Linked DNA regions of Homo sapiens: regions 2 and 3 are each linked to region 1. A link is an interaction called in ENCODE POLR2A ChIA-PET data of the cell type or tissue named here. Cell type or tissue: PC-9. All regions are shown on one strand.

Evidence for each region. Peaks named below come from ENCODE experiments on the same cell type or tissue, not always from the same donor. Only the 100,000 strongest peaks of a DNase experiment are listed, where the experiment ranks them.
Region 2: POLR2A ChIA-PET joins it to region 1 with 8 read pairs; 4 of 35 experiments call an interaction of 5 or more read pairs at or near these places.
Region 3: POLR2A ChIA-PET joins it to region 1 with 8 read pairs; 1 of 35 experiments calls an interaction of 5 or more read pairs at or near these places.

Annotation. Positions count from the first base shown.
Region 1 is chr7:73,728,927-73,733,926 of GRCh38, forward strand. It overlaps the pseudogene RN7SL265P. Among named protein-coding and RNA genes, the nearest start is that of ABHD11, 7.4 kb to the right of the region's middle. In PC-9, no CTCF peak of the experiment used is centred here; a DNase peak (open chromatin) is centred at 2,895.
Region 2 is chr7:74,197,315-74,202,314 of GRCh38, forward strand. No RefSeq gene overlaps it. Among named protein-coding and RNA genes, the nearest start is that of MIR590, 8.6 kb to the left of the region's middle. In PC-9, no CTCF peak of the experiment used is centred here; a DNase peak (open chromatin) is centred at 2,857; H3K27ac peaks cover 1,269 bases.
Region 3 is chr7:73,462,604-73,467,603 of GRCh38, forward strand. It overlaps BAZ1B (bromodomain adjacent to zinc finger domain 1B), which reads right to left. Exons shown (of 20, transcript NM_032408.4): 10 at 3,693-3,798; 11 at 2,836-2,934; 12 at 319-496. Among named protein-coding and RNA genes, the nearest start is that of FZD9, 31 kb to the left of the region's middle. In PC-9, no CTCF peak of the experiment used is centred here; a DNase peak (open chromatin) is centred at 4,678; H3K27ac peaks cover 939 bases.

The DNA of each region.
Region 1 (5,000 bases):
GGTAGCAGATTACCTGAGCTCAGGAGTTCGTGACCAACCTGGACAACATGGTGAAACGTTGTCTCTACTAAAAATACAAAAATTAGCTGGGCGTGGTGGTGCCCGCCTGTAATCCCAGCTACTTGGGAGGCTAAGGGGTTAGAATCGCTTGAACCTGGGAGGAGGAGGTTGCAGTGAGCTGAGATTGTGCCACTGCACTCCTGCCTGGGCAACAGAGCAAGACCCTGTCTTGAAAAAAAAAAAAAAAAAAGGAAAGGGACCTGGGCACGGTGGCTTTCACCTGTAATCCCAGCACTTTGGGAGGCGAAGGCAGGAGGATCGCTTGAGCCCAGGAGTTTGAGACCACCCTGGGCACTATAGCAAGACCCTGTCTCTACAAAAAAAAAAAAAAAAAAATTAGGTCAGGCTTGGTGGCTCATGCCTGTAATCTTAAAACACTTTTGGAGGCTGAGGTGGGCAGATCACTTGAGGTTGGGAGTTCAAGACCAGCCTGGCGAACATGGCAAAATCCCATCTCTACTAAAAATACAAAAATTAGCTAGGCGTGGTGGTGCGTGCCTGTAATCCCAGCTACTCGGGAGGCTGAGGCATGAGAATCACTTGAACCTGGAGGCAGAGGTTGCAGTGAGCTGAGATCTTGCCACTGATCTGGCCTGGGTGACAGAGTAAGATTCTGTCTCAAAAAAAAAAAGAAAAAAAAATTGGTATGGTGGCGAGTGCCTGTAGTCCCAGCTACTCAGGAGGCTGAGGTGGGAGGATGGCTGGAGTCCAGGAGATTGAGGCTGCAGTGAGCCATGATTACACCACTGCACTCCAGCCTGGGAAACAGAGTGAGACCCTGTCTTAAAAAAAAATATATATATATATATAGTCCGGGTGCGGTGGCTCACACCTGTAATCCCAGCACTTTGGGAGGCCAAGATGGGTGGATCACGAGGTCAGGAGGTCGAGACCATCCTGGCTAACAAAGTGAAACCCCATCTCTATTAAAAATACAAAAATTAGCTGGGCGTGGTGGTGGGCGCCTGTAGTCCCAGCTACTCGGGGGCTGAGGCAGGAGAATGGCGTGAACCCGGGAGGCGGATCTTGCAGTGAGCCAAGACTGTGCCACTGCACTCCAGCCTGGGCAACAGAGTGAGACTCCATCTCAAAAAAAAAAAAAGAAAAAAAAATATAGTATATGGGGTCAAGAGTTTCAGACCAGCCTGACCAACATGGTGAAACCCCATCTCTACTAAAAGTACAAAAATTAGCTGGGTGTGGTGGTGCACGCCTGTAATCCCAGCTACTCAGGAGGCTGAGGCAGGAGAATCGCTTGAACCCAGGAGATGGAGGTTGCAGTGAGCTGAGATTGCACCATTGCACTCCAGCCTGGGCAAAATAGCAAGACATCGTCGCCAAAAAAAAAAAAAAAAAAAAAGGCAAGGATGAAACTTGTGCTTTTAGACTGGAATTTAAGGTGTAAATATAAACTATTTTTCCCCAGTTTATGTAGACAGATAAAATAAACAGATGTAAATATGTATGTTTATGTGTGTGTATAAATGTGTGTCCACTGAGTGGACCCTGGTGTAGAATGACCCTAATTGCATTGAATGTGCCTACCATGGAGATCCTGGTTTCTAAATACCATTCCTCCTTACAAAGAAACCAAGTATTCTTGAAGAAATGGAGAATTCAGGGCCGGGACAGGGAGAAACAAGATAAGCCTGAAATATCTTGCTGAGCCAGAAAGAAAGGAAGTGATTAAAGAACAACGGGGCTTGTCAAAATGACAAGAGGTCAGCAAGGGGCATCCACTGATCAAATCTGGGACAATTTGAGCATCAAAATAAATGACAGGAAAAAGCCTGTCATGGTGGCTCATGACTGTAGTCCCAGTTACTTGGGATGCTGAGGAGGGAGGATCGCTTGAGCCTGGGAGGTCAAGGCTGCTGTGAGCTATGATTGTGCCACTGCACTCCAGCCTGGGTGACACAGTGAGACCCTGTCTCAAAAAAAGAAAAGAAAAAAAAAGCATGGTTTGGTCTTGCTTTGTTTTTTTTGTTTTTGTTTTTTTGTTTTTTGAGCTAGAGTCTCTCTCTGTCACCCAGGCTGGAGTGCAGTGGTGCAATCTCGGCTCACTGCAACCTCCGCCTCCTGGGTTCAAGCGATTCTCCTGCCTCGGCCTCCTGAGTAGCTGGGATTACAGGCACCTGCCATCATGCCCGACTAATTTTTTGTATTTATCTTTTTTTTTTTTTTGAGACAGTCTCACTCTCTTGCCCAGGCTGGAGTGCAGTGGTGGCGCGATCTCTGCTCACTGCAACCTCTGCCTCCCGGGTTCAAGCGATTTTCTTGCCTCAGGCACCTGAGTAGCTGGGATTACAGGCACGCGCCACCATGTCCGGCTACTTTTTTAAATTTGTAGTTGAGATGGGGTTTTACTGTGTTGGCCAGGCTGGTCTCGGACTCTTGGCCTCAAGTGATCTGCCCATCTCGGCCTCCCAAAGCGCTGGGGTTACAGGTGTGAGCCACCGCGCCAGGCCGATTTTTTGTATTTTTAGTAGAGATGGGGTTTCACTATGTTGGCCAGGCTGGTCTCGAACTCCTGACCTCGTGATCAGCCTGCCTCGGCCTTCCATAGTGTTGGGATTACAGGCGTGAACCACCGCACCCAGCCAAAAAAAGCATCTTAATGAAGTGATGGACGTTGGTACTACCATTCATGGCTCCAATGGACATTTGGCTACAGTGAGAGCATAGCATCATTTTTGTGGTATTTCTGTCCAGAATGTGTCACGGTGGTCTCATCGTCAGGAAGGAGTGGACAAACCGAAATGGAAGGACAGTCTACAAAATAACTTCCCTGTAATCTCCGAAAATATTAAGGTCGTGAAACTCAAAGGCTGCAAATTGTTCTAGATTGAGAGAGAATACAGATGTCACAACTAGGTACAGGGTTTCACAACTTACCAGTTTTTTTTTTTTTTTTTTTTGAGATGGAGTCTCGCTCTGTCACCCAGGCTGGAATGCAGTGGTGCAATCTCAGCTCACTGCAACCTCCGCTTCCTGGGTCCTGGGTTCAAGCGATTCTCCTGCCTCAGCCTACTGTGTAGCTGGGATTACAGACCCACACCATCACGCCCAGCTAATTTTTGTATTTTTAGTAGAGACGGGGTTTCACCATGTTGGCCATGGTCTTGAACTCCTGACCTCGTGATCTGCCCACTGTGGCCTCCCAAAGTGCTGGGATTACAGGTGTGAGCCACAGCGCCCGGACAGTTTTTTTTTTTTTTTCACCTTAAAGGTTAAATTTTTTGGACATTGGAGAGCTGTTTTAAATTTGTTTTTGTTGTTGTTGTTTTGAGACAGAGTCTTCCTCTGCCGCCTAGGCTGGAGTGCAGTGGCATGATCTCAGCTCACTGCAACCTCCATCTCCCGGGTTCAAGTGATTCTTCTGCCTCAGCTTCCTCAGTAGCTGGGATTGCAGGCACCCACCACCATGCCTGGCTAATTTTTTTGTATTTTTAGTAGAGACAGGTTTCACTATGTTGGCCAGGCTGGTCTGAAACTCCTGACCTCATGATTGCCCACCTCGGCCTCCCAAAAGTGCTAGGATTACAAGCATGAGTCACTGTGCCCTGCCTATTTATGTATTTTAGAGATGGGTCTTGCTATGTTGCCCAGGCTGAAGTGCAGTGGCTATTCACAGGCAAGATCCCACTACTGATCAGCAAAGGAGTTTTGACCCCTCTGTTTCTGAGCTGGGCTGGTGCACCTCTCTTTAGGCAGCTTGGTAATCCCCTGCTCCTGAGAGGTCACCAAATTGGTGGTGAACTTAGTGCAAGTATAGCTATCTGCACTACAGGCATACTGCACTACAACCCGGAACTCCTGGACTCCAGCGATCCTCCTGCCTCAGCCTCCCAAGTAGCTGGGACTACAGACACTGCACCTGGTGACATTTACTGTTTGGAGCTGGGTTGAAGACCTAATCCCTAATATGCAACTTTGCTGACAAGACCTTTGCTGAAATGGAGATTTCTTTTTACACATTTATGAATATGTTGCTGGTATACTCCGGGTACTTGTGGAGGTGGTGGTCACCTCAAGGGAGGTGGGGGGTACTGAGACCCCTGGGGGCACAGCAGACCTACCCATGCTCTTGGATCAGAACGCTGGGAATATTAGAGGTAGTATTGAAGATGTTAGGAGGGCGGGGTGCGTTGGGAGGCTGACACTGGAAGTCAGGAGTTCAAGACCAGCCTGGGCACCACAGAGAGACCTCATGTCTACAAAACATTTTAAAAACATTTGCTGGGCATGGTGGTGAATGCCTTTAGTACCAGCTACTTCGAAGACTGAGGAGGGAGGATCCATTGAGCCCAGGAGTTTGAGGCTGCAGTGAGCTATGACTGTGCCACTGCACTTCAGCCTGGGCGACACATTGAGTCTAAGAACAAAAAATGTGGGCTGGGCATGTGGGTCACACTTGTAATCCCAGCACTTTGGGAGTTCGAGGCAGGCAGATCACTTGAGGTCAGGAGTTTGAGACCAGCCTGGCCAACATGGTGAAACCCCATCTCTACTAAAAAAAATACCAAAATTACCCGGATGTGGTGGCATGCACCTGTAGTCCCAGCTACTTGGGAGGCTGAGGCAGAAGAATCGTTTGAACTAGGAGGTGGAGGTTGCAAGGAGCTGAGATCTCACTGCACTCCAGCCTGGGTGACAGAGCAAGAGTCCATCTCAAAACACACACACACACACACACAAATGTGGCTGGGCGCAGTGGCTCATGCCTGTAATCCCAGCACTTTGGGAGGCCAAGGCGGGCGGATCACAAGGTCAGGAGATCGAGACCATCCTGGCTAACGTGGCGAAACCCTGTCTCTACTAGAAATACAAAAAATTAGCCGGGCGTGGTGGCGGGCGCCTGTAGTCCCAGCTACTCGGGAGGCTGAGGCAGATGAATGGCTTTAACCTGGGAGGCAGAGCTTGCAGTGAGCCGTGATCGT
Region 2 (5,000 bases), 470 kb after region 1:
AAAGTCTGGCTGTTTTTGGTTAGGTAAAGGAACATTTTTTTCCCAAGATGGAAGAAATCAAGCATTTACACAACATGTGGCTTCTTTTAACAACTGCTTGTAAACGAAATTCTAGGTGCCCCTCATGGCTGGGAGGGCTGCTGCTTCCTGACAGCAGATCCTGACTCTGGGGAGGTGCTGCTATAGGTTGGTATTGGATAGTGTTAAAATTGACTTAGGCAGACAAAGAAGAGCTGAGTGGGCAAGGTGCGGGGCATGAATGCGTGTTTGGCAAAGTCCTGGCTGACTTTGGAAGGGCCTGGCCAAGGCAGACCTTGCCTACCTTGAGGTAGGAGCATTGTCTGGTGATGGAGGACCCCGGACCACGACTAAATTTTAGTAAGGCAGGCAAGGGCTGTTCAGGTGGGAGCCTAGAGTAACTCTTTTGCTTCAACTACTTTCTACCCAAGAGTAGGTGGTAGAGAGGACCGGTGTTTCAGAGACAGGGTCTCCCTCTGTCACCCAGACAGGAGTGCAGTGGCGTGATCTCGGCTCACTGCAGCCTCCGCCTCACGGGTTCAAATGATCCTCTTGTCAGCCTCCCAAGTATCAGGGACTACAGGCACCCACCACCATGCCTAGCTAATTTTTGTATAGTAGAGATGGGGTTTCACCATGTTGACTAGGCTGGTCTCAAACTCCTGACCTCAAGTGATCCACCCACCTCAGTCTCCCAAATTGCTGGGATTATAGGCACAAGCCACCATGCCTGGCCCTGACATCTATTTTTAGTTGGTGATTTCTAGGGAATAGCCTGGTTTTCTCAATGAAGGACATTACTTAACAGAGATTAAGTCTAGAACAAGAAGAGCTGATTAACCTAGAACACGGGTTGACCTTGCCTTTAGGGTGGTGAAACGGCCTAAAACCTGAAGGAAGACTTCCCAGGGAGCTGGTCACTGGGGCCAGGCTCACTGGGCTTCTCTGAAGTCAGACCCTGGCCACATCTGGATGTTTTGTTTTTTTGGTTTTTGTTTTTTTTTTTTTTTTTTTTTTTTTTGGTGAGATGGAGATTTACTCTTGTTGCCCAGGCTGGAATGCAATGGCACGATCTCGGCTTACTGTATCCTCCACCTCCCAGGTTCAAGCGATTCTCCTGCCTCAGCCTCCTGAGTAGCTGTGATTATAGGCATGGGCCACCACGCGCGGCTAATTTTGCATTTTTAGTAGAGACAGGTTTTCACCGTGTTGCCCAGGCTGATCTCGAACTCCTGACCTCAGGTAATCCACCTGCCTCTGCCTCCCAAAGTGCTGGGATTACAGGCATGAGCCACTGCGCCTGGCTGGATGTTTTAAGATTTTATTTTATTTTGTATTTATTTTTCTTTGAGACAGAGTCATGCTCTGCCACCCAGGGTGGAGTGCAATGGTGTAATCTCAGCTCACTGCAACCTCCGCCTCTTGGGTTCCAGCGATCCTCCCACCTCAGCCTCCCTAGTAGCAGGGATTATAGGCACATGCCACCACGCCCAGCTAATTTTTGTGTTTTTAGTAGAGATGGGGTTTCACCATGTTGGGCAGGCTGGTCTCAAACTCCTGACCTCAGGTGGATCCACCCACCTTGGCCTCCAAAGGGCTGGGATTACAGGCGTGAGCCACTGCACCTGGCCTATTTCAATTTTTGTAGAGGTTTCACCATGTTGCCCAGACTCTTCTCAAACTCCTAAGCTCAAGAGATCTTCCCACCTTGGCCTCCGAAAGTGCTAGGATTACAAGCATGAGCTACCACGCCAGGCCAATGCTGAGATGTTTTAAGTCACTTTCTCATTTGTGAGGTTGACAGACTCATGAACACTTCCAGTCTTAAGGGTTTTCCTAGACTGGGCTCGGTGGCTCACGCTTGTAATCCCAGCACTTTGGGAGGCTGAGGTGGGCCGATCACGAGGTCAGGAGATCAAGACCATCCTGGCCAACATGGTGAAACTCCATCTCTACTAAAAATACAAAAATTATCCTGGCGTGGTGGCACACGCACCTGTAGTCTCAGCTACTCGGGAGGCTGAGGCAGGAGAATCGCGTGAACCCGAGGGGGAGCTTGCAGTGAGCCGAGATCGCGCCACTGCACTCCAGCCTGGGCGACAGAGCAAGACTCAGTCTAAAAAAAAAAAACAAGTCTTCCCTTTGCATGTTTTGGTCATGAAAGAAAAATAATGAATACTATGTACTTAAAATTATAACCTACTGTTCCCCATCTGTAAACACCCTGTAACTCTGTAAAATACTGAATATACAAATCAAAGCACACTATTTCACTGCGGCAGGTTCTTCGGTACTCGGTTTGGACACTGCAGATAACCTATATCCTGTTCTTTCCTTCACCGTGGGAGACGAGGTAAGCGGCTGAGCTTGTCCTTCTAAACGAGATTGGGATGGCGGGGGTGTCAGAGGAGGGTTTCAGGTAGCCCAGAAATTCTTTAAATTGCACCTAGATTCCTTGGAATCGGTAGAAGTCTTTCTCATGCATTATACTCTGAAGTTAAGAATATGCTCACCAGAGGCTTGGCGAGGTGACTCATGCCTATAATCCCAGCGCTTTGGGAGGCTGAGGCGGATGGATCACTTAAGGTCAGCAGTTTGAGACCAGCCTGGCCAACATGACAAAACCCCATCTCTGCTAAAAACACAAAAATTAGCCGGGCATGGTGGCTCACAGTTCCAGCTACTAGGGAGGCTGAGGCAGGAGAATCACTTGAACCCAGGAGGTGGAGGTTGCGGTAAGCTGAGATTCCACCACTACACCCCAGCCTGAGTGAGATTCCGTCTCCAAAAAAAAAAAACGATAGCTTTAGTCAGCTTTAAGGAATGTATGAGGCTAGGTACCGTGGTCACGCCTGTAATCCCAGCACTTTGGGAGGCCAAGGTGGGGAGATGGCTTGAGGTCAGGAGTTTAAGACCAGCCTGGGCCTAGCATAAAATTTTTTTTAAAAAACGGTGATAAAATATATACAATATAACAGGCCTGGGTGTGGTGGCTCACCCCTGTAATCCCAGTACTTTGGGAGGCCGAGGCAGGCAGATCACCTGAGGTCAGGAGTTTGAGACCAGCCTGGCCAACATGGCGAAACTCTGTCTCAACTAAAAATACAAAAATTAGCCAGGTGTGGTGGCTCCTGCCTGTCATCCCAGCTACTCGGGAGGCTGAAGCAGGAGAATCGCTTGAACCCAGGAGGTGGAGGATGCAGTGAGCCAAGATTGCACCACTGTACTCCAGCCTGGGCAACAAGAGTGAGACTCTGTCTCAAAAAATAATAATAAAAATAAAAAAATTTTAAATTTAAACATTAAAATTTAAAAATTTTTGTGGGGCCAGGCACGGTGGCTCATGCCTGTCACAGCACTTTGCCAAGGTGAGTGGATCACTTGAGGTCAGGAGTTTGAGACCAGCCTTCCCAACGTGGTGAAACCTCATCTCTACTAAAAATACAAAAATTAGCTGGGCGTGGTGGCAGGCGCCTGTAGCGCCTGTAATCCCAGCTACTCAGGAGGCTGAGGCAGGGGAATCGCTTGAACCTGGGAAGTGGAGGTTGTGGTGAAATGAGATCGTGCCATAGCACTCCAGAGCTGACACTGTCTAAAAAAAAAATTGTGTGTGTGTGTGTGTGTGCATAGTAGATGTATATATTTATGGGCTACATGTAATGTTTTGATACAGGCATGTAATATGAAATAAGCTCATTATGGAGAACGGGCATCCATCCCCCCAGGCATTTATCCTTTGAGTTACAAACAATCCGATTACATTAAGTTATTTTTAAAATATACAATTAAGATATGATTGACTATAGTCACCCTGTTGTGCTATGAAATAGTAGGTCTTATTCACTTATTCATTCTTTTTTTTTTTTTTTTTTTTTTTTTTTTTTTTTTTTTTGAGACAGAGTTTCGATCTTGTTGCCCAGGCTGGAGTGCAGTGGCGCCATCTCAGGTCACTGCAGTCTCCACCTCCCGAGTTCAAATGATTCTCCTGCCTCAGCCTCGTGAGTAGCTGGGACTACAGGTGCGTGCCATCACACCAGGCTAATTTTTTGTGTGTTTTTAGTAGAGATGGGGTTTCGCCATGTTGGCCAGGCTGGTCTCAAACTCCTGACCTCAGGTGATCCACCCGCCTCCCCCTCCCAAAGTGCCGGGATTGTAGACGTGAGCCACCACCAGCCCATTCTACTTTTTTTTTTTTTTTTTTTTTTTGAGACAGAGTTTGGATCTTGTTGCCCAGGCAGGAGTGCAGTGGCGCCATCTCGGCTCACCACAACCTCCACCTTCCGGGTACAAGCGATTCTCCTGCCTCAGTCTCCCGAGTAGCTGGGACTACAGGCGCGCGCCACCATGCCCGGCTAATTTTGGTATTTTTAGTAGAGACAGGGTTTCACTATGTTGGCCAGGCTGATCTCAAACTCCTGACCTCGTGATCCACCCACCTCAGCCGCCCAAAGTGCTGGGATTACAGGCTTGAGCCACCGCACCCGGCCGGCTCTACTTTTTTTTGTACCCATTAACTATCCCCACCTCCCCCCACAAGCCTCTACTACCAGCCTCCGGTAACCATCCTTCTAGTCTCTTTTTTTTTTTTTTTTTTGAGACGGAGTCTCGCTCTGTCGCCCAGGCCGGATTGCGGACTGCAGTGGCGCAATCTCGGCTCACTGCAAGCTCCGCTTCCCGGGTTCACGCCATTCTCCTGCCTCAGCCTCCCGAGTAGCTGGGACTACAGGCGCCCGCCACCGCGCCCGGCTAATTTTTTGTATTTTTAGTAGAGACGGGGTTTCACCTTGTTAGCCAGGATGGTCTCGATCTCCTGACCTCATGATCCTCCCGCCTCGGCCTCCCAAAGTGCTGGGATTACAGGCGTGAGCCACCGCGCCCGGCCCCTCCTAGTCTCTTAAGTCCATGAGTTCACTTATTTTGACTTTTAGATCCCACAAATAAGTGAGAACATGCGATGTTTGTGTTTGCTTTGTTTTCTTTTC
Region 3 (5,000 bases), 270 kb before region 1:
AGGCATCGCAAGGTAAAGATGTTAAATGATGCTATACGACTGGAGCCTCTACAACCAGTTTTCATTCACCTTAGTAGTGAAGCTCTTTTCATACCAAGGTTGTAAGCCAATTACTAAGTTTTTCTGGATAGCAGCAAAAGATAACAAGGAAAAAATACATATACATAAGGTATTTTTGGTTCCATACATGTCTTCCAAGACAAATCCAAACATCTGATTTCCAGGAGGGTCATGTTGGGAAGTCAAGAACAGCACCAGGGAAGAACTTCAGATTGAGTTGCCATGAGTAATCTAAGGGGGATTTTCTTATATTCCTACCCGGGCTTCAAATTCTGATGTTTCTTCCACATATCCAAGTCCTCCTTTTTGTAACCTTGTTGCAACTTCAATGAGATCACTACGAAGGAAGTTTAAAAGCTCCTGGTTGCCATCACAAGATTTTAGACCCAAATTTGGCTTCCGTGCTAGATGAATAGAGTGAATAATGTCCTGGTACCTAGAAGATTTGGGACAAGAGAATGGGGAAAGAAACAAACTTTTGAAGATGTTCTTCAAATTTCAATTACTTAACATGTTTTATTTCTAGAAAACTTACTTAGATCTCTTTCACCTCTCCCTGGTGTTTTTTCTTTTTTCTTTTTTTTTTTTTTTTTTCCCCCGAGACAGGGTCTTGCTCTGTCACACAGGCTGGAGTGCAAAGGTGCCATCACAGCTCACTGCACCTTCAAACTTCTGGACTCATGCAATCCTCCAACCTGAGCCTACAGCTGGGACTACAGGAATACCCCTCCACACCTGGCTATATTTTTAATTTTTTGTAGGGATGGGGTCTTGCTATGTTGCCCAGGCTGGTCTCAAACTCCTGATTTCAATTCAAGCGATCCTCTCCCCTAGGCCTCCCAAACTGCTAGGATTACAGGTGTGCACCACCACACCCAGCCACTTCTAAGCTTTTAATGGAAGGATTCGATCTTCATATTTAGTGAACAAAACAGGTCTTTTCAATTCAACACACATAGCTATCAAATGCTCTGCCCAAAGAGAAGGAACATCATAGAACTATATTTCTTTGTGGCTCTGTATACCGACATTTTCCTTTGTCTTTTTTTTTTTGTTGTTTTTGAGATGGAATGTCGCTCTGTTGCCCAGACTGGAGTGCAGTGGTGCGATCTTGGCTCACTGCAACCTCCACCTCCCGGGTTCAAGCAATTCTCCTGCCTCAGCCTACCTAGTAGCTGGGACTACAGGCACCCGCCACCATGCCTGGCTAATTTTTGTACTTTTAGTAGAGACAGGATTTTGCCATGTTGGCCAGGCTGGTCTCGAACTCCTGACCTTGTGATCCGCCTGCCTCTGCCTCCCAAAATGCTGGGATTACAGGCGTGAGCCACCGCGGCCGGCCCTCCTCTGTCTTTCTTAATTTGCCTAGACACATCTGTATTCAGACAACACAATTCTGAATACAGTTTTACTTAATTTACACATTAAGCAGTGGGCTAACATCAATATAATGTACCTATTGTCCTTCGCAAAAGTCTGGCAATGGTGTAGAGTATGTACTGAATCATATTTTCCTTCTCTCTTCCATCAAACCTAAATTCAACCGTGAAATTGAGCACAGAGTCAGCAATGAGAGGAGGCATTAAGCCAAAATCTTGTCCTGGCTTTGATAGAAATAATGTCTACAACAAATATGGCAGTCGCAAATTTGATGCTACTTTGTAGACAGAACAGGGTTTTTTGATTCTTTTTAATTCATATGACATGAAATTCACCAACTTGAAGCATGTACTTCAGTTTTTTGTTGTAGAACCACACATGTAATTCCAAAACATTTTCATCACCCCAAGCAGGAATCTCTTACCTGTTAGCAATCATCACTCCTATTCTCCCCTTCCCCTATCCTCTGGCAACCACTAATCCACTTTCTGTTTGAAATAGATTTGCCTATTCTAAGATGTTTCATTTGAATGGAATCATACACCACATGGCCTTTGATGTCTGACTTCTTTTGCTTAGCATGTTTTCTAGGTTCATTCATGTTGTAGCACAGAACAGTACTTCATTTCTTTTTGTGGCTAAATAATATTCCACTATTTGAATATACTAAATTTTGGGGGTTTTTTGTTTCATTTTGTATGAGACAGCATCTCGCTCTCTCACCCAGGCCAGAGTGCAGGGGCATGATCTTGGCTCAATGCAACCTCCGCCTCCTGGGCTCAAGTGATCAACTCAGCTCAGCCTCCCAAGTAGCTAAGACTACATACACAAACCACCACACCCAAGATAATTTTTGTTTTGTTTTTTTTTTTCAGAAACGGAGTTTCCCTATGTTGCCCAGGCTGGTCTCAAAACTCCTGGATGCAAGACACTGGCCTGCCTTTACCTCTCAAAGTGCCGGGATTACAGGTGTGAGCCACCGCACAAGGCCTGGATATATACTAACTTTTATTTATCCGTTCCATCAGTTGATAGTCATTGCCGTTGTTTCCACCTTTTGGCTCTTCTGAATATTGATAGAATACTTCTGGACACCCACCCATCTGGGCCTCCATCTGCAAAGCTGTCTGACAACCATGAGGCTCACAGCTTGGTGCTGGCAACTGTTCTTTAGTGCATAATAATCCTGCTACTCTATATATAGATGGCCAAAGGTATATTTTTCCAATAAGCATAATATGCCAAGAAAATACCAGGCAATATGAACACAAAACGGTTACACATTTAAAATATTTTACTTTAGTAACTTAAATGGATAAGAAAAAAAACCCTCAGATATTTATATCCAATGCTAAAGAGAAGTAAGATGTGAGGAGTAAGATGAAAACCTCTTACCTCTTCTCTAGTCTCTCTTTAAGTTGACTTTCTCTTATTCCCTGAGGGTGAAGACAGTTTAGCAACTCATCCAGCTCCTTTTGACTATCACATAAAAACCTGTAGGGGCAAAAGAGACCTGATAACTCTGAAAAAAAAAAAAAAATTCAAAATCAAACACTAAGCAAGGGATCTAGAGTTGGTGGTGGGACTTGGGAGAACAGAATTCCAAATGTGTTCACAATCTACTATCTAGAAGTAGAATAAGTAATTTACTATTTTCATGATGCCTAATGTTAATTCTGTACTAGGACACCAGAGCCAATATGGTTCCTATTAAAATATTATATGAAATTTTATAAAGTTAATTGGCATACTTGTCCCTTTCCCTCCAGAGAGTAAACCTATACCCAAAATTCAAAAATGAAAGGTCATTAAATCACAGGTGATCACAGTTAAAGCCGTAGAATGGATCCTCTAAAACCTAGCTCGCTGCCTAAAAGCAGAAATGCGCATAAAGGAAACGAATAGCTATGCATACAATTTGTTAATTAATAAAATTTAAGGAAAATCTTAAATACTTCTATTCCCAACCAAATTTAAGCTACATTTCTACTGCTATATAAGATCTATCACATAATATACAAAGTTATATTACAGGGGGGAAAAAATCAAAATTCCAACCCTTAAAAAAACAAGTATCTTCTTAACAAAAAATCAGGTCTGCTAATGCAAGAAGTTTTGATATCCAAAATATCAGTCACACAAAGTATCCTGCGCAAATAATTATTAACTCACTGGCATCACTATACTAAATACTTTCTTCCTTAACAATTAAAAGGAAAAAGAAAGAGCAACCAGATGAATGCTCACATTACCATAGGTTCTGTCCTTGTTTGGGTGTGGTTGTCTCTACAGCAACTTCTGTTGCTGTTCCATGTTGTGTGTTCATGCTTGCATTTTTACCTAAGTTTGCTTTCTTACCTAAGAAAAATTGAGACATTAGGTTGACTTTAGTAAATACCCAATTGCTAGTTTCAAATCTAAGCAGTACACAGTGCCAAACTCAACAATTTGTAACAACACAGATACTTCCTGTGAAATATATCAAATATATCTTCATGTATAAAAGATGCTAATTTCTCTTAAATATCTTAAACACAGCATGTTATCTCAGATATTTGCTCTCTGAAGTGGAATCGTTACACAGTTCCAAAGTTTAGGGGTACTGCAACTTAGAATGAAGAATGACTAAATATCTTTATATCAAAGCAAAATAAAGAATTTACTCCTTTTACATGATGTTAAGAGCAAAGGCATCTGTAGTGAAGCAGAGGTAATGAGAACATATAAATACTATAGACTTATCCTTGGAGGCTTCAAGTGTCAAATAATACAACTAACTTTTTTGTAAATCAGTTCCTATATACTGATACGTGACTTTAACATAGATATATCTTGAGCCAATTTATCAAAGCCTATCTTAGATCATCACAATATTTGGTTTTTTGTTTTGTTTCGTTTTGTTTTTTGAGATAGAGTCTCGCTCTGTCGCCCAGGCTGGAGTGCAGTGGTACAATCTCAGCTCACTGAAACCTCTGCCTCCCAGGTTCATGCAATTCTCCCTGCCTCAGACTCCCGAGTGGCTGGGATTACAGGCACACACCAACACACCTGGCTAATTTTTCTATTTTTAGTAGAGATGGGGTTTCACCATGTTGGCCAGGCTGGTCTCCAACTCCTGACCTCAGGTGATCCGCCCGCCTTGGCCTCCCAAGTGCTGGGATTACAGGTGTGAGCTACCACGCCCGGCCAGTCACCACAATATTTGAAGCCTTACCTCATACTATGATTGTTTATCTTCTCTTTCCCATTCTCCCCACTTTAACCTGAAACATCTCTGCAATACTAACACATAACTTTGTTTAGTCTTTTCAATTGGGTAATTTATTTATTTTTTTTAATTTTTTGAGACAGAATGTTGCTCTGTCACCCAGGCTGCAGTGCAGTGGCGCAATCTTGGCTCACTGCAACCCCTGCCTCCTGGGCTTAAACAATTCTCTTGCCTCAGCCTGCCAAGTAGCTGGGATTACAGGTGCCCGCCACCACACCCGGCTAATTTTTGTGTTTTTTGTAGAGACGGGGTTTCGCCATGTTGGCCAGGCTGGTCTTTTAACTCTTGAGCT